2 separate regions of the Homo sapiens genome follow, and region 2 is linked to region 1. Evidence: chromatin loops called from intact Hi-C (ENCODE). Cell type or tissue: CD4-positive, alpha-beta T cell. All regions are shown on one strand. Links, peaks and the distances in the headings refer to the core of each region. The heading gives the core; the rest is flanking DNA.

Evidence for each region. Peaks named below come from ENCODE experiments on the same cell type or tissue, not always from the same donor. Only the 100,000 strongest peaks of a DNase experiment are listed, where the experiment ranks them.
Region 2: a loop joins it to region 1, with 2.4 times the contacts of the local background. A loop is called at or near these places in 12 of 110 quality-filtered maps.

What each region holds. Positions count from the first base shown.
Region 1 is chr15:65,827,158-65,835,910 of GRCh38, reverse strand. The region is part of intron 1 of LOC105370866 (a long non-coding RNA gene); the gene reads right to left. Among named protein-coding and RNA genes, the nearest start is that of TRQ-CTG1-4, 38 kb to the left of the region's middle. RefSeq lists enhancers at 1,372-2,102, 2,835-3,565. In CD4-positive, alpha-beta T cell, for the core only: CTCF peaks have their summits at 6,365 and 6,566; DNase peaks (open chromatin) are centred at 6,540, 7,150 and 8,590; H3K4me3 peaks cover 469 bases; H3K27ac peaks cover 2,205 bases.
Region 2 is chr15:65,744,693-65,759,199 of GRCh38, reverse strand. DENND4A (DENN domain containing 4A) reads left to right here. Exons shown (of 33, transcript NM_001320835.1): 3 at 2,728-3,060; 4 at 6,572-6,821. The coding sequence starts at 2,750. Among named protein-coding and RNA genes, the nearest start is that of MIR4511, 33 kb to the right of the region's middle. In CD4-positive, alpha-beta T cell, for the core only: no CTCF peak of the experiment used is centred there; no DNase peak of the experiment used is centred there.

The sequences.
Region 1 (8,753 bases), core at 3,754-8,753:
ATAAAGCTGCCTCCTTACATATCTTAAGTTCAGCCTAAAGGTTTCTCTGTACATCATGAACTATAACCTAAATGGAGCTGTATACAGGCTGTAGTCTACTTTTGTGTCAATCATTGAGTTTTGGCCAGTCAAGGATGGCCAACTGTTCAAACGTGTTCAAATAAGGCAAACACCGAACTGTAACCCATCCAGCTGTTTCTCCTCCTCACTTCTTTTTTCTGTTTGTCATTTTCCTTTTTCTGGCCATAAATCTTCCACCATGTGGCTGCGCTGGAGTCTCTGAGCATACTCTGGCTCAGGAGGCTGCCCGATTCACAAATTGTTCTTTGCTCAATTAAACTCTTTTAAATTTAATTTGGCTACAGTTTTTCTTTTAACATCTGTTTCTCAGAATAAAAGTGAAAGATTCCAATGAAAACATTGAAAAAGTAAAAAGAGCTATGAATGTGACATCTTAATGCAACTGCAACAATTTGGCAACACAATTGGTAATCCAGGGTTGCCGGGTTTGTGAAAAGGTACACATCTCCTGGGCCTCTGCCTCTTCCAGATACTTACGGCCAGTTTTGTTGATAGAGTACACTTGTCAATGACTCTTTCCTCCCATCCAAGCTTCCATCCACCATACCTATCATAACAATACCATAAGGTAAACATTATTAAGCCCCAGTTACAGTTGTATGAAAAGTAGTACAGAGAGCTTAAGTGTCTTCTTTACAAGCTAATAACAAATATATATAGAAGAGCTGGGATCTGACCCCAGAACTCCAACACTAATCTCTGGTCTCCTATGTTTCTCTGTTATCTTTTAAAACACCAGTGTCTTGGCCGGGTGAGGTTGCTCACACCTATAATCCCAGCACTTTGGGAGGCCGAGGCGGGCACATTGCCTGAGCCCAGGAGTTCGAGACCAGCTTGAGCAACATGGTGAAACCCCATCTGTACTAAAAATACAAAAATTAGCCGGACATGGTGGCATTCACCTGTAGTCTTAGCTACTCAGCAGGCTGAAGTGGGAGGATAGCTTGAGCCCAGGAGATGACGGAGGTTGCAGTGAGCCATGATCGCACCACTGTACTCTATCCTGGGCAACACAGAGAGATCTTATTTCAAAAAAAAACAAACAATGAAACATTAGTGTCTCTAATACAGTAGTCACCAGCCACAAATGACTATTTGCATTTAAATTAATTAAAATTAAACTGGGCCGGGTGTGGTGGCTCATGCCTATAATCCTAGCACTTTGGGAGGCTGAAGTGAGTGGATCACTTGAAGTCAGGAGTTCAAGACCAGCCTGGCCAATATGGTGAAACCCCATCTCTACTGAAAATGCAAAAATTAGCCAGGTATGGTGGCATGCACATGTCATTCCAGCTATTAGGGAGGCTGAGGCACGAGAATTGCTTGAACCTGGGAAGCAAAGGTTGCAATGAGTCGAGGTCACGCCACTGCACTCTAGCCTGGGCGACAGAGTGAGACTCTGTCTCAAAAAAAATAAATAAACAAAAATTAAACTGGATAAAAACATCCTCGCTTTCCACATTGCAAGTATTCAGTACCCATGTGTAGCTACTATATCAGACAGCATGGATATACAACATTTCCATCATTGCAAAAAGTTGAAATGAACAGTGTTACTGGCACACTACTGTATGCATCAGTAAGACACAGACTGGTGAAATATTTACTTTTACCTGATTCTGCCCCTCTTTCATCCTTATTGTCTAATTCTGAATGTTTTCTCTAGTCCCTCCTTCAGTCTTCTACCTAAATGCATGCCTGGAACTGGCCTGCTGGCTCTGAAGGGCACCCAGCACACAGGGCAGACACGGGGATTTTGATGACAAAGATTGATGCTGGCACTTTGCCTGAGCCCAGGAGACAGCAGCTCTAAAGCAGTCTGCAGCAACAGCACCAGGGTGGGAAGTGAACACCCTCTTTCTGCACATTTGCTGTTTGTTCACCTGCTCTGTCAGAAGTAGACAGAGGCAGAAAGGAAAAAGGAAAGAAGTTAAGTGAGGAGAACGAGAGGAGTGGGGCTAAAGACACCAAAACTTGGTGATCGAATTGTCTTCTAGTTCTTCCAGGCACAAAAGCTTATTCTCTAAAACCATTAAGGAGATTTCATTTGCCATTCCTACAATGGAAGGAATTTAATAATCACTCACTCTCTTAAAGCACTCACCAAACATGGATTTAAATGATCCCGGGCCTAATGATATGTTAAACATCCACATCCTCCTGATGAAGAAGACCCTAGTATAAGTGTTGAAAAAATCAAGTGTTACCAAAAAAAAAAAAAAAAAAAAAAGCCATGAATGAACTGTCTCCTCACCTAGTCCTGTCAATATGTCCTCCTTCTGTCTTCATGCTATCCTGAATATTTAGAAGCCTCTGCTTTGATACTCACCCTTCTTAAGGGGTCCTTTATGCCCAGGGAAGTTATATGAGGACCCATGGAGGTTTCAGCACTCTTTCTGACATCTAGGCTACAAACTGTCCAACCCATCTAAATGTAACAACAGTTTTACCCACATTGCTTTTCTGGCTAACTTCTCTAGCTCTTTGTGTAATTTAGGAAGTAGCATCTTCAAAACATTATAAAACACTCCTTAAGTAATGTGTAGGTGCTCTTTTGCAAGGCCCTGCCTCGCTCATGTGAGTATTATTTTAAAATACTGCCTCTGGATTCCTGGTCTTCAGTTTGAAATTTTTGTAGCTGCTTCAGCACTTCCTTCCCAGAGAGGGCTTGTGGCCTTGCTCCAAACAACACCACAGGACTTCCGCTAAGTATCCGGTTTTGTTTTGGTTTCCTACAACTGAGCTGTCACTCTCTGAGTTGCTGTTTTCAGAGCCCGCTGGGAGGAAAACAGGAATGGGCCCCTGCGGCACCATGCACAGGGCCAAGGAGCTTGGAAACCACTTGAAGGAGCAGCTGGGTGAAAAGTGGCAGGCCGCTATGGGACTCCTCTCTCAGCCTATGAGGACATAGATGACATCGGAAACCTGTGCTTACAGTTTCTCAGGGGCCTGGCACTTTGCTCTGTTGTCCCAGTGACTCACATGATAATTTTCCAGGCCTTCAAACTAGGTCAACAGCTTTGTTTGCCCAGAGAGCTCCCCTGGGAGGCCATTCTAAGGAAAGCAGACTGAAAGGGGATGTTTGGCCAGGTGATTCTTTTTGCTGGCTTTTAGCCTGAGGAAACATGATCAGTATTCAGGCCAGGAGTTTGGAGAATTAAAAGCTGCCAGCATCTGGGCTAAACCAACATACGTCAGTATTATTAGTTAAATGTTAACCATACTGCTAATTGCAGCCCTCTCCTGGAAAGAATTGAACAGATGATTTGGGAAGGCCCTAAAACAAGATGTCCACTCCTTATAGATAAGAAAGACAGCAGCTTGTGCTACAAATCTAGTCATAGAAGCTTCCATTAACTGTGAGTGGGACCTGATCAATTTTTTTCTTTATTAAGCGATGTAGTCTGATTCAGTATTTCTCAAATTTGAGAAGTCACAGAGCCCCAAGAACATATCTGAAGACCTGTAGACCCCAGTTTTTTAAGTCGGAATTACAAGTTTTTCTTTTCTTTTTTTTTTTTTTTTTTTTGAGACAGAGTCTTGCTCTGTTGCCCAGGCTGGAGTGCAGTGGCATGATCTCAGCTCACTGCAAGCTCCGCCTCCCATGTTCACGCCATTCTCCTGCCTCAGTCTCCCGAGTAGCTGGGACTACAGGCACCCGCCACCACGCCCGGCTAATTTTTTGTATTTTTAGTAGAGACAGGGTTTCACCATGTTAACCAGGATGGTCTCAATCTCCTGACCTTGTAATCCGCCCGCCTCAGCCTCCCAAAGTGCTGGGATTACAGGCGTGAGCCACCGTGCCCAGCCCGGAATTACAAGTTTTTCATACCAGTATTATTCACAATGGCCAGAAAGTGAAAACAACCCAAATGTCCATTGACTGATTGGTGGATAAACAATGGGATACAATGGCAACGAAAAGGAATGAAGTGCTGGTACGTGCTACAACATGGATGAATATCGAAAACATGCTAAATGAAAGAAGCCAGACACAAAGACCACATGTCATATGATTCCAGTTATATAAAATGTCCAGAATAGGCAAATCCAAAGAGACAGAGAGTAGATTAGTGGTTGCCAGGGGTTGGGGAGAGAGGGAAATGGACTGCTAATGGGTTTGGGGTTTTTTGAGGTGTGGGGGGTGATGAAAATGCTCTGAAATTATGTAGCAGTGATGGTTGCACAACCTTATGAGTATACCAAAAAACACTAAATTGTATACTTTAAAAGGATGCATTTATGGCATATGAATTACATCTACATTTTATTTGATTTGATTGATTGATTGAGACAGAGTCTCACTCTGGTTGCCCAGGCTGGAGTGCAGTGGTGCCATCTTGGCTCACTGCAGCCTCAACTTTTTGGGCTCAGGTGATTCTCCCACCTCAGCCTCCCAAGTAGCTGGGACTACAGGAGCATGACACAATGCCTGGCTAATTTTTTGTATTTTTTTTTTTTTTTAGTAGAGATGGGGTTTCACCATGTTGCCCAGGCTGATCTCGAACTCCTGGATTCAAGTAATCCGCCCGCCTCAGCCTCCCAGAGTGCTGGGATTACAGCTGTGAGCCACTGTACCCTCAGTCCATATCTAACTTTTAAAAGTTACATATTATTTTAATTTTAAAAGTTACATATTATTTTAGTTGATTACTGGGTATTAGAATATGTTAAATAGTTTGTGCAGAACAATGAAACCTTGTGTCAAGATTCACTTATGTGGTGGCTAGCCAGGTGGTCCAGAAGTGTAGGTTAATTGTAGATAATCATTGAGGGAAATCTAAAATATACTTGTAGATAATGTCAAGGCCCTAAGAACTCATCAGTAGAACTCTCAAGGGTCCCTGAACCCCAATTTGAGAAACATTGGCCCAGGTAACCTCCCAGGATTTGTGACCCTTTTACATGCTATGTGATGAAAACTCTTTATAATGTACTTTCCAAAGACAAAGTCTGGCCAGGGATGCCTTGGGATTTATAAGTCCCTTGGCTGAACCTTGGTAACATAAGTATGTTATTACTCCATCTACTCTCCAGATACTTAATTGAGCATGTGATCTATGAGGATAGAAATGCATTAACCCCATCATGAGATGAAAGTAGAGTATGATATCAGGTGATCTAACATGGAAGATCCTCTGAGGAAGGCCTCCCACTGGGGCCTCACTTGGTTCGTGGATTGATCACTCCTGACTTAGATACTATGACCTTCCAAAAGGGTCCCTGGTGATGGAATAAAGATGGATGCTGGTAACTCAAAACAGAGGGGAAGGCCAGTAGGCATTTATGTCAGCAAGGAGGCTTTCCCAAAAGGTCTGTTTGGGCATGGGCAAAGGTCAAGGTATATAGGGTGTGGTTCATGGTTGGCTTTTATACTTATTTAACTGGAGGACAACTCTCTCTACTCTTTGTTTTTTGGTTTTGTTTTTTGAGACAGAGTCTCGCTCTGTGGCCCAGGCTGGAGTGCAGTGGCGCAATCTTGGCTCACTGCAACCTCTGCCTCCCAGGTTCAAGTGATTCTCATGTCTCAGCCTCTTGAGTAGCTAGCATTACAGGCATGCATCACCATGCCTGGCTAATTTTTATATTTTTAGTAGAGACGAGGTTTCGCTCTCTTGGCCAGGCTGGTCTCGAACTTCCGGCCTCAAGTGATCCATCGACCTCAGATTCCCAAAGTGCTGAGATTACAGGCATGAGCCACTGTGCCCGGCCTGATTTTTTGTTTTCTCACCTAGAAAAAAAACAGAAATTATCCCACTTGCTAGGGTAGTTCAGTCATCAAACTACCAAATAGGGGCTACCAAAGCCCCTATTCTTTATGTATTCTTTATGTACTACACACTAGGCTTGTGCTGGGAGGAAACTGGTGTGGCCCCTTTTCTAAGGGAGCCCACAGCCCAGTGGGGGAGACTATTGTATGTTCTTAGTGTTATGGAAAGAAACTTTGTGTTGAAAGAACTTTGAAAACTATGAGTGCTTTAAAATATATGACAATAAGTATATTTTAATTATCCAGTATGAGTCAATGGTTGGTCTGATTTCTGGACCTGGGTATTTCTCTAAGAGGACTAGGTCTCGCTTTGTCACCCAGACTGGAGTGCAGTGGTGTGATCTAGGCTCACTGCAGCCTCAACTTCCCCAGGCTCAGGTGATCCTCCCACCTCAGCCTCCCAGGTAGTTGGGACTACAGGCGCAAGTCACCACGCCCAACACATTTTTGCATTTTTTATAGAGACAGGGTTTCGTCATGTTGCCTAGGCTGGCCTTGAATTCCTGAGCTCAGGCAATCCACCAGCCTAAGCCTCCTAAAGTGCTGGAATTACAGGCATGAGCCTCCATGCCTGGCCCAAACTACTTTTGTAGAATTAAACATTGGAGCAGTTACTAAATATCATTCACCTGGGTATTGACTGAATTCACCAACTCCCATGACGGTATTTTCATGTTGTGCCCACTAGGTGTCTCGTTATTTTGTAAGAAAATGGAAAAGCACAATGTTTCTACCTGTGTTACCAGTCAGCTATAGGATAAACATGGGAATCACTTAGCTAAAATCTCAGCCCCGTCCTAGCAATCATTGATTAAAATGCCAGTGGTTACCTCTCATTTGAGTAGAAGCAGGGAATGTCCACAAAGATGTCTTTGTGGATTCTTTCTGCTTCTCATAATCCATGTACCTAAAAACTGTTCTCTTAAAGTCAGGACTAGGAAGATGAAGTAGGAATTCTTCCACAACATGAGTACTAAGACCTTAAGGGTAACAGCACTGCATCCCCATTGGTTTCCTAGGTTAATGTTTATGCTGTAACCTGCATGTGAGCTGACATTCCCTAGCCACACCACACTATTTGTATGCCCAGCCAGAATGTGTTCTTCCCTATACATCAATCAAAAAGACTTGTTTTCACAACACAATCCAGGGTCTCTTCTTGCACTTAGAATTTCAGGTTTGTAAATAATATAATACTGCTTATCTCAATATTTTCACCTGTGTCATGAATGACTTTTCTTTAGATGGCCCATGCCGAACCTTCTGTATATGAGTGACATCAGAGCGGAAGGCACTAGATAACAAACAGGAAACTGAGTGCCTTCAAAAGTTTATTGCAACCTCAAGAGCCCATCTCATCAGGCTTTCATACTCTACTAATGGGAGTGTAAACTGATATGACCTTTCTGCAATACAATTTGACAGTATCTATCAAGAATGTATTTTAAAATGTATTTCAAAAGTACTCTTTAATGCTGTGTCTGTCAGGATCCCAAAAGAAAAAGGATTTCAGCCAGGAGCAGTGGCTCATGCCTACAATCCCAGCACTCTGGGAGGCCAAGATGAGTGAATTGCTTGAGCCCAGGAGTTCAGGACCAGCCTGAGCAACATGGTGTATTAGTCTGTTTTCATACTGCTATAAAGAACTGCCCAAGACTGGGTAATTTATAAAGGAAAGAGGTTTAATTGACTCACAGTTCAGCATGGCTGGGGAGGCCTCAGGAAACTTACAATCATGGCATAAGGCAAAGGATAAGCAAGGCACCTTCTTCATGTGGCGGCAGAAGGAGAAGTGCTGAGTGACGGGGGAAGAGCCCCTTATAAAACCATCAGATCTCGTGAGAACTCACTATCACGAGAATAGCAGGTGGGAAACTGCCCCCATGATTCAATTAACCTCCACCTGGTCTCTCCCTTGACACATGGGGATTATGGGGATTACAATTCAAGATGAGATTTGGGTAGGGACACAAAGCCTAACTATATCACATGGTAAAAACCCATCTCTACTAAAAATACAAAAATTAGCCAGGCATGGTGGCACACACCTGTAGTCTCAGCTACTCGGGAGGCTGAGGTGGAAGGATCACTTAAACCCAGGACACAGAGGTTGCAGTGAGCCTGTCAAAAGAAAAAAAAAAAAGAAAAAGGAAAACGATTTGAGTCAGGATGGTTCAAATGAAGAGACTCTTTTTTTTTTTTTTTTTGTTGGGGGACAGGCTCTCACTCCATTACCCAGGCTGGAGTGCAGTGGCACAACCTAGGCTCACTGCAACTTCTGCCTCCCGGGTTCAAGCGATTCTCCTGCCTCAGCTTCCTGAGTAGCTGGGTTTACAGGCACCCACCACCACCCCCAGGATAATTTTTGTATTTTTAGCAGAAAGGGGGTTTCACCATGTTGGCCAGGCTGGTCTCAAACTCCTGACCTCAAGTGATCCGCCTGTCTTGGTCTCCCAAAGTGCTGGGATTACAGGTGTGAGCATTGTGCCTGGCAATGAAGAGACTTTAATAAAAGAACTACTTACAGACAGGTAGGCTGGGCTAAGGGGTAAACAGGGATGTTAAGGCACCAAGAGAAAAGCAACAGTGGGAAGCAACATTTCCTTATCCTAGGGATAAAGGAACAGAGGGAGGAAATAATCTTACAGAATCCAGTAAGAGCAGGGAATGGTGGAGGAGGGATCCAACCCCAAGAAAGGAGACTAGGTTGGGGGTGGGGAGGGGTAAGCAGCTAGCTGGCTCAAAGCAGGAAGAGAGTAAGGAGGAAATACCCTGACTTCTCTCTCTTCTAGCATACGTGATCTCCGGCTGGTGCCACCCCTGAATAAATCCCAAGGAAGCCAAGGGGCAAGGAATGCTGGAGATGCAATTCTTTGGAATGAAGAAAGACAGAGATTGCGGT
Region 2 (14,507 bases), core at 9,508-14,507, 82 kb after region 1:
GCCTAGTCTCATTTTTAAAGAAAATAGTGGGAATACTTAGAGTATATTTGAGTGATGAATACAGATTCCAAGAAATGTGTCATGAATTCTGAAAACTGATGACATTAGCAATATAGAAAATTAAATGAGTTTTGGGATTTTGATGAAAATGTTAATAATTATATTGTAAACAAGTATATACTACGTAAGAATGTCTTTGCCCTGAGATTTTATGGTCTACAAGGGAAGATTGTTTACTGTAAACTAGCATTTTCTTAGGGTTGTTTCTAGTTGTTAAGTGGGAAAATGTGGTTCATTTTTCAAATAGGCTTGGGAAATCCTGAGTTAAGCAAAGTTTATCGGCTGCCTTTATCAAAAGACTGCTGAGGATTTAGTATTTTTATATATATAGTAAGTATCCAAAGAGACCTATAGTGTGTATACCTAATTTATTTGTCCATGGAATCTTTTCTTTGCACTTATTGGAACTGTGTCTAACATGAAACAAACTCTGGGAAATTGTTTTAGATTAAACTTTTTTCCTATAATAGTGGTATATAAATAATGATGGTACTGTGGAATGTATTCTCCTAGTTAAAGAAACAAATAGGTTGGGTATGGTGGCTCACACCTGTAATCCCAACACTTTGGGAGGCTGAGGCGGGAGAATCTCTTGAGCCCAGGAATTTGAGACCAGCCTGGGCAACAAAATGAGACTCTATCTCTACAACAAAAACAAACCAGCCAGGCGTGGTGGTGCACACCTGTGGTCCCAGCTGCATGGGAGGCTGAGGCAGGAGGATTGCTTGAGCCCAGGTGGTCAAGGCTGCAGTGAGCCATGTTTGCACTACTCCATTTCAGCCTGGGCGACAGAGCGAGACCCTGTCTCAAAAATAAATAAATACATAAATAAAATTAAGTGATACCGGACAACCAAAGGAGACTGCAAATATGTGATAGATTCTATTTTGTGTATTTTTTCTTTGAATCTGTTGTAAGCATGCATTACTGTTACACTCTCTTACCTACTTTTATTATTTGAAATTCTTCTGTTTGATATATCTGCTGAGACTTAACTTCTGGTAGACTTTTGTGTATGCATTTTTGTAGTTTTGGAACAGGAACTTGTCTTCCACTGGGCTTTGTCTGTGGAAAACCTGGGTTGAGGCTGTACCCTCAAGAACTGTTTTACTTTTCAAGGGGAATCACTAGCTTGGGAACACTTTTTTTTTTCTTTTTGAGATAGAGTTTCGCTCTTGTTGCCCAGGCTGGAGTGCAATGGTGCGATCTCAGCTCACCACAACCTCTTCCTCCTGGGTTCAAGCGATTCTCCTGCCTCAGCCTCCCAAGTAGCGGAATTACAGGCATGTGTCACCACGCCTGGCTAATTTTGTATTTTTAGTAGAGATGGGTTCTCTCCATGTTGGTCAGGCTAGTCTTGAACTCCCGACCTCAGGTAATCTGCCCTCCTCGGCCTCCCAAAATGCTGGGATTACAGGCGTGAGCCACCGCGCTCGGCCAACCTGAGAGCGCTTTTATTATTAATTTCTTAGTTTGTAGTTTCCTGGGACCATCCATATGGTTTAAGTACAAACCCCAAACCCAAGTGTGAATAGGCCTATTGTTAGGAATTCTCAGAGGAGACTCCCCCGCTACCCTCCCTACAACTTTATTATCTCCCTGTGTCAGTGGATAGGTCTTTTAAAACCACTCTTTGGCTGGGAGTATAGTCCTTTGAAACTCTCAGCTTTATATAGGTGGCTCAGTTCCAATTCTCTATCTATGTGGTCTGAAGTGCTTATCTCCCATGCTTTTAATGCCTTCTAAAACACAAGCCGGATCAGGTGCAGTGGCTTATGCCTGTAATCCCAGCACTTTGGTAGACTGAGATGGGAGGATCACTTGACCCCAGGAGTTCAAGACCAGCCTGGGCAACATAGTGAGACCCCCCCCCCCCCATCTCAGAAGAATAAAACAAAATAAACACACAAGCCTCTTGATTATTGAGGAGATCAGTAAATTTCCCCACTCAGTGGTAGTTTACAGACTGCATTCTGACTTTTGGTTTCTTCAGTGTTTTGGGGACCTAGGAATTTCCCTTACATTCTTACAAGTCTGTGTAAGATTTATATTTAAAAGCGTTTACTGAACGACTGTGCATTTATTTATTTATTTATTTATTTGAGATGGAGTTTCACTCTTTTTACCCAGGCTGGAGTGCAGTGGTCCGATCTCGGCTCACTGCAACCTCAGCTTCCCGGATTCAGGAGATTCTCCTGCCTCAGCCTCCTGAGTAGCTGGGATTACAGGCACCTGCCACCACGCCCAGCTAATTTTTGGTATTTTTAGTAGAGACAAGGTTTCACCATGTTGGCCAGGCTGGTCTCAAACTCCTGACCTCAGGTGATCCACCTGCCTTGGCCTCCCAAAGTGCTGGGATTACAGGCGTGAGCCACTGCACCTGGCCAGACTGTGCATTTAAAAAGATCTCTTTTTGTTGTCTACTTAGGTAATGTAGGTTTCACTATTGCCAAAATTGGGAATTCATCCATTACTTTTATAATAAAAGATTGCTAAAGATGTTTTTATTGTTAAATTCTTTTTACATGTAAGTTAAATATACAATGCTACTGTGTTTATCAAGGAACTAGTGCTCTTTTTGTAGTTTTTTGTTCTTATTTGCACACAAACCACTTGTATTTATTTTGCTTATTATAGGGGAGTACTAGTCTTTTACTTTCCTTTTAGATGTAACCTTCTGTAATGGAAGATGATTGAAGACAAGGGGCCTCGTGTTGCTGACTACTTTGTTGTAGCAGGATTAACTGATGTTTCAAAGCCTCTAGAAGAAGAAATTCACTTCAATGATGCTTGTCATAAAGTAGCTAAACCAAAAGAACCTATTACAGATGTTTCAGTTATTATCAAATCTCTTGGGGAGGAAGTCCCACAGGATTATATCTGTATTGATGTTACCCCAACTGGATTGTCAGCTGATCTTAATAATGGAAGTCTTGTGGGGCCACAGATTTACCTTTGCTATAGAAGAGGAAGAGATAAGCCTCCACTTACAGATCTGGGGTAAGTATTTTTTTAAACGACTTACTGTTATTGATCCAAATAATATGCCTTGTAGATTTGGAGATTAACTGTTCATTCTGGTCATTAATAGATGTATGGCAGATTTAGAAAAATACACAAGTTTGTATTCAGAAACCTGTATTCTCTCCCTGTTTCCTTTTGTCTCTCTTTATCCTGAAGTTCCCAGCAGTCTTACCTTGCCTGGGTTTCTTTCAGTTAGAGGCAGGGGAGAGAATTTGAAAAACATTTGCAGGAAAGTACTAGAAAATTAAAGTGTTATCCTGATTGGAAAATTTTTGATTATTTTTAAAGTACGAAAAAAGGCTTTTAAGCATGTTATAATGATCAGTATAGATGGATTTTTTTCTTTTTAAAGGGACAGGGTTAATCTCTATCACCCAGCTGGAGTGCAATGGCATGATCATAGCTCACTACAGCCTCAAACTCCTGGCCTCAAGTAATCCTCCTGCCCCAGCCTCTTGAGTAGCTGGGACTATAGATACACGCTGTCACATCTGGCTAGTTTTTAATTTTTTTGTAGAGACAGGGTCTTGCTATGTTGCCCAGGCTAGTCTCAAACTCCTGGCCTCAAGTGATTTTCCTGCCTTGGCCTCCCAAAGTACTGGGATTACAGATGTGAGCCACCACACCCAGCCCCATTATAGATGGATTGTTAACTGTGTGTATCAAAGAAGGATATTGGGGTAAATTAGAGCTTTACTTAGGGTGCTTTATTATTGAGATACAATTCGTATACCATACAGCCACTCATTTATTTAAAGTGTACAATTCAATAGTTTTTAGTATTTTCAGAGTTTTGCAACCATCACCACAATAAATTCTATGACATTTTTATCATGCCAAAAAGAAACCCTGTACTCCTTAGTTGCTACCCAATTTCCTAACTCACTTAGCCTTTGGCTACTTTCTGTCTTTATGGATTTGCCTATTTTGCACATTTCATATAAATAGAATCATACTATGTATATGATCTTTTTTGACTGACTTCTTAGCATAATGTTTTCAAGGTTCATCCATGTTATAGTATGTGTCGGTACTTTATTCCATTTTATGACTGAATAATATTCCATCATATGGGTATACCACAGTTTATTCATCTGTTGATGGATGTTTGAGACTTTTCCACTTCTTGGCTATTATAAATAATATTGCCATGAATATTCATGTGCAAGTTTTTATGTGGACATGTATTTTCATTTTTTATTTGTATATACCTAGGAGTGACATTGCTGGATCGTAATGGTAATTCCATGTTCAATCTTTTAAGGAACTGCCAGACTGCTAAGCAAACTGTACCATATTGCATTCCCACTTGCGGTACATGAGGGTTCCAATTTCTCCATGTCCTAGTCAGCATTTCATATTATTTTGATTATTGCTGTCCCAGCAGGTGTGAGATGGTATCTCATATGGTCTTGATTTGCATTCACTTGATGGCTAATGATGTTGAGCATCTTTTTATGTGCTTACTGACAAGTTTGTATATCTTCGGAGAAATGTCTATTCAGATCCTTTCCCCATTTTTAATTTGGTTGTCTTTTTGTTTGTTGAGCTATAAGAGTTCTTAATATATTCTAGATAAAGCCGCTTATCAGTTAAATGATTTACAAATATTTTCTGTAGGTTCTTTTTACTTTTCTTTATGGAATCCTTTGAAGCCAAAATGTTTAGATTTTATAGCTGACTATAAGGCTCAGAGAGGTTAAGTAACTGCTTACAGAACTGCAGCTAGTAACAGGTGGTGGGAATTTGAATTTAGATTGTCTAACTTCTCTGTGTGTAGGTGCCTTTTTTAAGTTAAGAAAAAGCAAAACAAGATCAAAAGAAGGAAGAATAAGCACTTAAGCTAACATTAGGATTCATGCAGTTGCTATGATTAAGCATCAAATTTAACTGTAAATTTTCAAAATATTGAGAAGATTTTTTTTTAATTTGTTGATGGCCAGAAGAAAAAGTGAAATTAAAACTTATATTAGAAATAATTTGGCCAGGCACAGTGGCTCATGCCTGTAATCCCGGCACTTTGGAAGGCCTAGGTGGGTAGATCAACTGAGGTCAGGCGTTCGAGATCAGCTTGACCAACATGGCGAAACCCTGTCTCTACTAAAAACACAAACTTAGTGTGGTGTAGTGGTGCGTGCCTGTAATTTCAGCTACTTGGGAGGCTGAGGCAGGATACTTGCTTGAATCCAGGAGGCGGAGGTTGCAGTGAGCGAAGATCATGCCATTGCACTTCAGCCTGGGCAACAAAAGCGAAACTTCATCTCAAAAAAAAAAAAAAAAAAGAAAGAAAGAAATAATTTGACCAGTTTTTGGCATTATATTTTATTTGTATAGTGGATTTTATATGAGAAATATTGATTGATGATGAAGACATTGCTTGTTACAAGTTTTATAGCAAATGCAAAAACACATTTAATTTATAGCTTTATAGCAAATGCAGAAACATATTTAATTTGTAGCTAGGCACAGTGGCTTACACGTGTAATCCCAACACTTTGGGAGGCCGAGGCAGACAGATCACTTGAGGTCAGGAGTTCGAGATCAGCCTGGCCAACATGGTGAAACTTTGTCTCTACTAAAAATACAAAAATTAGTCAGGTGTGGTGCCACACGCCTGTAATCCCAGCTACTCGGGAGGCTGAGGCTGGAGAATCGCTTGAACATTGGAGGCAGAGGTTGCAGTGAGCTGAGATCACAACACTGCACTCCAGCCTGGGTGACAGAGTGAGACTCCGAGACTCTGTCTCAAAAAAACCATATATAGCTTATTTTATTTTTATTTTTTTACTAGTGCCAAGGACTTGGCATTAAAGTACAAATCAATGAATTTAATGAGGGAATAAACTAATGTTATTTAAGCACTATTTTTTTTAGTGTTCCTTAGTGCTTAAGTATAGAAAACTTAATGAATGGATGCCAGGTCCACCCTGTACTAAAAGCCTATGATTTTACCCCAATAAAGAGAAAATAAAAGCCTAGTGCCTCACCCAGACTTTTGATTAAGGATGGATTTGAAGTTACATTCTCTTAGCCTAAAACTGTCTCTTAAAGCTAAGGAAAGTATTGGAGATAAAAGCGTGCAAGCAGACTCTACACAGTTGGGCAAGTAACCTTTTGTAAAATTTTAACTTTGGCCAAAATGCCCAGTTGCTTTTTCTAAAGAAGGTGCTTGTTTTAGAGACAAAAAATAAATTAATAACTATATTAAATGATGTGCCAAAATAGGTACCTTCACATTTAATTGTACCTTTCTCTGGTTTATATTAACAAACACAATGGTTTGTCAGAATTTTTCCTTAAAACAAAGTTTTTGGTGGGGAAAAGAGTTATTCTTTAATTCATACAAGACCGTGCATTTTAAAATTGCAGTAAGATTGGAATATTTTTACCATGCTACTACATTTAAGGATCAGTTGATGATGCCTGAGAATATTACTTTTCATATTTAAAGTGCTTTGTGTATTTATTTTTAAAAATTTATTTTTAGGGTTTTATATGACTGGAAAGAAAGATTGAAACAGGGTTGTGAAATTATTCAGAGTACTCCCTATGGGCGCCCCGCAAATATTAGTGGGAGTACCTCATCACAAAGAATTTATATCACTTACCGAAGAGCCTCTGAAAACATGACTCAGAATACGTTGGCTGTCACTGACATATGTATTATTATACCCAGTAAAGGAGAAAGCCCACCACACACGTTCTGCAAAGTCGACAAGAATCTCAATAACAGTATGGTAAGTGACTTACTTGCACTGGTAACATTAACCACTGATGAAAAGAGCATAATTTTAAATACATCTTTTTTTTTTTTTTTTTTTTTTTTTTTTTTTTGGAAAACAGCATAGTTTAATTACAGAATTGAAAAATGTGTTTTTAAAGATATTAGATATTTTACTTTTCGGAAAGTACTTTGGTTGTACTTTCAAAAGAAACTATGCAAAGTACTTTTTTTTAAATTAAAAAAATAATATCCCCCACCCCCCCCGCCCACTACAAAAGCAATGAGTATCCTTCCACTTGTGACTAGATCCCACACCTCAACGGGACTAGATCCCACATCTCAATTTACCCATTTGAAGACATGGCTTTAGCAGTCCTCCCTACTTTTTTGTAAATCATTGGTTTTTCCCTCCCTATTTCCTCCAACATGCAAATATTTCTTATCTTTGCAAAACTTCTTGATCTCATATTCCTCTGCTTTCATTGCCTCATTTCATTATCCTTTACAGTAAAAGTTCTAAAAAGAGTTGAGTATATTCTGTCCCATTCCTCACTTTACTCTTTCCAGTCAGCCTTTTGTCTCCATCACTCCATCAAGATTTCTCTTGTTGTCATATCCAGAGATCAATACTTTGTTTTAATTTTTCAGCAGGTTTCTACATAAACGGTTACTTCTTCCTTCTTGAAACAGTGCAATGAAGAAGAAATATACTCTCTTCTTAGGTACTCTCTTGCTTTTTCCTTTTACCTCACCAGTCATTCCCTTTCTGCCTTTGCTGATTCCTTTTCATCTCCCCATCCCTACACAATGGAGTGCCTCATGGTTCAGTCCTCAAAGCATTTATCTTCACCACCTAAACATACTCCTTTGGTGATCTAATCATTTAAATATAGGCCACGTGTGGATGACTTCTAAATTTGTCTAATCTGGACTTCTCTAATTCATCATCCCTTCTTGAATATCTCATCTAATGAAGCATCTCAAATTTAATATGTCCAAAACTGAACTCCTGATGTTTCTCTCCAAACCTGCTTATAGTCTTCCTTATCTAGCAAATGGAAATTCCATTCTTCTAGTAACTCACACTGAAAAACCTTGGAGTAAACTTAACCTTTATCTTCTCCTCATTCAGTTCTTCTGTAAACTCTGTTAGCTATAATTTCAAAATGTATCTCGAACATGGCCACTTCACAACGCCTCTATTGCCATAACCCTAGTCTAAGCCATAATTGTCTCTTAATGGGATTATTGCAGTAGTGTCCTAATCCAGGGGTCAGGCAAATTTTTTCTTTAAAGAGCTAGGTGATAAATTAAGTTTTACAGGTCATACAATCTCTGTCTCATAGTCATCTCTTTTTTTTAACCCTTTATAAAAGCAAAAACTATTCTTAGTTTAGATATACAAGAACAGACCTTGGGCCAAATGCAGGCCATAGTTTTTTATCTAACTGATCAGTTCTTCCACTTCTGCTCTCTCTATCATATTCTTTGCATAGACAAGAGTGATCCTTTAAAAACATAAATCAGATCCTATCACTACTCTGCTTAAAACCCTTAATGGCTTCTCATCTCACTCTTAGTAAAAGCCAAAGTCCTCCCATGCATGATCCTTAACTGTCTTGTCTTTGTTCTTTTATTACTGTTTTAAATTAAAAAAAAAAAGGAATGTATACTCAAAGAAAATTGGAGGGCGAGGAGTATACAAATTGTAGATCTATGGAGTAGAAAGTGAGAAAATGAAGGTTCTTGTTCCTACTTCCATGTTTTGTCAGGGCTAACAATGAGCAATTTGACTTGTGTCCTTCCAGACCCTTTTGTGTTCACATATGTGGGGTATATATAATAAATTAATCCTTTTTTTTAATTTGAATTTTTTTGTATTTCCTTTTTCTTTTTTCACTTTTTATTTTAAAATCGGAGTACATTTGCAGGTTTGTTACAAAGGTATATATTGCATGATGCTGAGGTTTAGGGTGTGATTGAACCCATCACCCAGATAGTGAGCATAGAACCCAATGGGTGGTTTATCAGCCGTTGCTTTCCTCCCTGTCTTCCCCCTCTAGTAGTCCCCAGCGTCTTTTGTTCCTATCTTTATGTCCAGGTATACCCAATATTTAGCTCTCACTTATAAGCGAGAAAATGCAGTATTTAGTTTTCTGTTTCTGCATTAGTTTGCTTAGGATGATGACCTCCAGCTGCATCCACGTTGCTGCACAAGACATGATTTCATTCTTTTTTTATGATTGTATAGTATTAAAAAAATGGAAATTTCTTTATATTTCTGATATAAGCCTTTTTTCTATCGTTATCAGTTTATTTAACTTTCTACTTAATTATTTTAACAACTGCATAGTATTCCAGAAAGTACAAATGCAGAATGATGAATACAAGTTATTTTCAGTTTTTTCCATTCCTAGTAATGCTACTTTGATTAATGCTGTGCATTTTCTGTAGATATTTGAGTGTCTCTGGAAGAATAAGTAATTGTAAGTGGAACTGATGGGTCCATGAGTATGCTGACCATTTTGAAAGTGTTGAAATAATTGTTCTGAAAACGCTGTGGCAGTTTTTACTCCCAGCAGGCATAGTTTATGAGAATGCTATTTCCTACATTCCCACACCTCACCAACATTGGTTGTTACCAATTATTGACTTTTTAATTATTGACTATATAATACAAAATTGTTCTAATTTTAATTTGCATTTCTTTGCTTATTGTGGAGGTTGATAATATTGTAATATATTTATTAAATATTAAATATACTTAATATCAGTGTATTAAATATATTATTGAATGGCTAAATATTATTGTATTAAATGGATGTGCCACAATTTATTTATTATCCTCTTTTGTAAAGACCTTTAGATTCTGGTTTTTAAAAATGTTGCAAGCAAGCTGTTACGAACATACTTATAACTAAATCTTCTATAAAACAAGTTACATTTATTTAGCTCTTCTGTGCTATACACCGTTCTAAGTATTTCACATTCAATAACTCAGTTCTGCACAACCACCCTGAATAGGTATTTTCTCCCCATTTTACAAAGAAGAAAATTTGAGAGTTAAAGAGGTGGTTACTTTCCCATGATCATACCTTCAATTAGTAGTTAAAGCAAGATCCAATTCAGGTTGCAGAACTCCAGAACCAAACTCCTGAGCACTGTACTGCATTAATTATTTCCTTATGGTTCGTCCTGGAATTTCTGGATCAAAGCGCATATTTACTATTAAGATTTTATCCAGAAGGGTTTAACCAATTAAAATTCCTACCAATAAAGTACGAGAATATTGGTTTTTTTTTCATAATTTTGTCAACAATTGGGTCTCTTTTTTCTTTTTTTCTACTGCAGCTACTCTGAAGAAACAATTGGGTTTTTCTTTTTGTTTTTTTTTTTTTAGAGACAGGGTCTTGTTCTGTTGCCCAGGCTGGAGTATAGTGGACTGCTCATGGCTCATTGTAGCCTCGACCTCTTGGGCTCAAGTGATCCTCCCACTTTGGCCTCTCGAGCAGCTCAGTGGATTGACCACAGGTGTGCACCACCACATCTGGCTAATTTTTAACTTTTTTGTAGAATTGAGGTTTCCCTACATACCCCCGGCTCGTCTTGAACTCCTGAGCTCCAGCATTCCTCTTCAGTCCCCCAAAGTGCTGGGATTACAGACATGAGCCCCTGTGCCTGGCCAACAATTGGGTTTTTAATCACAAAATTTTAAATTTAATTTCTTTCTTTCTTTTTCTTTGTTTTTTTTGTTTGTTTTTTTTTTTTTAGAGACAGGATCTTGTTCTGTCACCCAGGCTGGAGTACATCAGTAGCATGATCATAGCTCTTTGTAGCCTCAAACTCCTGGGCTAACGTGATTCTCCTGCTTCAGCCTCCCAAATAACTGAGACTACAGGCATGCACCACCATGCTCGACTAATTTTCAAAATTTTTTGTAGATATTGGGTCTTATTTTATTGCCCAGGCTGGTCTTGAGCTCCTGGCCTCAAGCAATCCTCCCTCCTTGGCCTCCCAAAGCACTAGGATTGCAGGCATGAGTGACTTTGCTTAGCTGTAAATTTAATTTCTTTTTATTTTATTTTATTTTTTCTCACCCTATCTTGCGTGGATTTTGTTTAATTTTTAAATTTTTCCTCAAAAGCTAATTTCTTGATGTTAGAGCAGATATTTACAGTGTCCTATTATCATTATGTAAATTAACACTTTGCTAAGATCTAAAGATTTTATACGCATTTCAACATGTGTTAAGTTTTTATGGAAGTTGACTTTTTAAAAATTCATGTTCCTTTTTCTGAAGTGTAGGGAAGCAGACTTTTTTTTTTTCCTTTTTTTTTTTTTTTTTTTTTTTTGAGACGGAGTATCGCTCTGTCGCCCAGGCTGGAGTGCAGTGGTGCCATCTCAGCTCACTGCAACCTCCACCTCCCGGGTTCAAGTGATTCTCCTGCCTCAGCCTCCTGAGTAGCTGGGATTACAGGCGCGCGCCACCACGCCTGACTATTTTTGTATATTTAGTAGAGATGGGGTTTCACCACGTTGGTCAGGCTGATCTTGAACTCCTGACCTTGTGATCCGCCCACCTGAGCCTCCCAAAGTGCTGGGATTGCAGGTATGAGCCACTGTGCCTGGCCAGGAAGCAGATTTTTAAAACTATTTTTACTTTCTTAATATAGCAACATGAGATACTGAGGGTTAAGATGAAGCAAAAAGACGAAAAACTGGGGTGTATTGATATGTGGCTGGATACAGTACAAATTTTGGGACCCTGAATTTGGTTTTAACCCTCTCAATAAGATAGCACAGGATATCTGTATTTCATAGTGATTAAAATCAGTATAGATTAGTGTGTTCAGAGCACAAACTCTGGTTCTAGAGTGTCTGGGTCTGTACCCTATCTCTGACCATTACTGGCTGTGTGACCTGGGACAAGTAGCTTAACCTCTCTGTGCCTGTTACATGATTGTAAAATGAGGATGATAATAGCATCTAGTTTAATCCATATTAAGCTTATAGAAAGAGTTTTCAAAAATTACTTTGTTTTAAACCTTGGACCATAGCCTTAAATGATTTGGACTTTGATTTGATATTAGAACATAATTACAGTATTTTAGAGCTGGATGAGAACTTAGAGTGGTCATACAATCTAAAATTGCAAAAATTTGTGAAGAAGAATATTTAGTCCAGGTAGCTTGCTTGACTTGCTTTAAAACACACAGCTAATTTTTGGCAAATTTGAGACTATCTCCTTAGTTTTTGACTCTCGTTAAGAGTATTTTTTTTTTTTTTTAAACAGAGTCTCACTTTGTCACCCAGGATGGAGTGTAGTGGTGCGATCTCGGCTCCCTGCAACCTCCACCTCCTGGGTTCAAGTGATTGTCCTATCCCAACCTCCCGAGTAGCTGGGATTACAGGCATGCGCCACCACGCCCGGCCATTTTTTGTATTTTTTTTTTTTTTTAGTAGAGACAGGGTTTTACCATTTTTTTAGTAGAGAACAGGGTTTTACCATATTGGCCAGGCTGGTCTTCTGATCTCAAGTGATCCGCCTGCCTCGGCCTCCCAAAGTGCTGGGATTACAGATGTGAGCCACTGCACCTGGCTGAGTCTCCTTAAGGGTATTTTTTAAATACTCTTTCCACATGGCTCTTGTTTTACAACTGTCCAAGAATGTCAGCATTTGATTTAGCGAGTTTACTTAGAAAAGTAGAATTGAGCCGGGTGCTGTGACCTGTAATCCCAACACTTTGGGAGGCTGAGGCAGTTGGATCACTTGAGGTCAGGAGTTCGTGACCAGCCTGGCCAACATGCTGAAACCCTGTCTCTACTAAAATACAAAAATTAGCCAGGCCTGGTAGTGCACACCTGTAATCCCAGCTACTCGGGAGGCTGAGGCAGGAGAATTGCTTTAACCTGGGAGGCAGAGGTTGCAGTGAGCCGAGATCATGCCACTGCACTACAGTCTGCGTGACAGAACGAGACTCCGTCTCAAAAAAAAAAAAAAAAAAAAAAAAAAAAAAAAAAAGAGAAAAAAGTAGAATTGTTAACAAGGGAAGTAATTAAATCATGTACCTAATTCTGGGGGAAAGAGGAAGAATTTGAAAGTACGTTTTTGCTGTGGCAAACCACAATGTGGATACTTATTGGTAGAGAGTTTAAAGTAGTTTTAGAACAATGCCTCCTTCTTTTTTCACCTTGAACCTTGTGTGTAAAAAAATTTGGAAAATGCTTTTAATTCCTTTTTTTTTTTTTTGAGACGGAGTTTCACTCTTGTCGCCCAGGCTGGAGTGCGATGGTATGATCTCTGCACACCGCAACCTCCGCCTCCTGGGTTCAAGGGATTCTCCTGCCTCAGCCTCCTGCGTAGCTGGGATTAAGGGTGCCCGCCACCACATCCTGCTAATTTTTGTATTTTTTTTTTTTGGTAGAGACGGGGTTTCACCATGTTGGCCAGGCCGGTCTCAAACTCCTGGCCTCAGGTGATCCGCCCACCTCGGCCTTCCAAAGTGCTGGGATTACAGGCATGAGCCACCATGCCTGGCCCCGCTCTTAATTTTAATATCCATGGTTCTCTTTCCTACAGAGCCCCGTAACTTATACTGCATTTCTAACTCCTTGTTTTTCATTATAGAATATTCCTTTTGGTTTCTACTATATCCAAATGGTCATATAGTTCTTTTTTTATTGTCACCAAAGTTATTATTGAAGTTTTCTTGCTATCTTTACAAATTGGATTTATTGGGAAGTAGAGTTGGGACTTTCCAATAGAGAGCCCATTTTTATAAAATTTTTTTTATCCATTTGATAAACCAAAATTTGTTTGCCTATATTCATAATATCTGCTTGACTTTTACATATTCATGTGACTTAAAAAATATTTTTCCAGTAGATTAGTGTGTTAAATGTTGCTTATGTTCATTGCTGTGTTGGGATTTTATTTTTATAAATGCTTTAATATTTTTCCATCAAGAGAAAATTTCCCAAGGCTACAATCTCAACATAATTCATTAAACTATATTAAAATAAAAGGTTAAGGGTTTTTATTTTTTAGTAAGATATTTGCAGATAGCCAGACATATTATTTTATGTGTATTGTGTGTTTTAAATAAGAGAGATATTTGAATATTATTCTCTTTCACTTTAGTTTGACCACATTATGCTGTTAGCTATTCAGTATTTGGAAGGCTGACAGATACTTAAAGTTGAAAAGCAAAGATTTATGTTTTTGAATACTCAGGAGATTGTCATTTCTTGATAAAATATTATTAAATGATCATATAGTGCTATTTATGATATCTTCTCATTGTTATTCATCAGATTTTTAAGTACATCTAAATGAGAACTTGATTAAGTGAGTGTGAACTAAATATCAGAGAAACCAAAGTTGGAAAATAATTTATATTCAGACACTTGGCTTCTTACATGAAAATACTTATGTAACTTGTCTGTATTTTCTGTAATACTGATATTTTTCCAAAGTTTTAGTCGTTACCTTTAAGTAACTACTTGTCACCTCTTGTCACCTGGCTTTTGACAGGTATATAATGCATTTTTTATTCAGAAATGACTCAAGTACAATTCTTATTTAATTCTTGAAAGGATTACATGAGAAACAAGCCAACAAAAAGGCTTCTGTACATTCAAAATAGATACAAAGTTCAGACACTAAAAGCTTATACTTTATGAGTCTCTCAGAGCTACC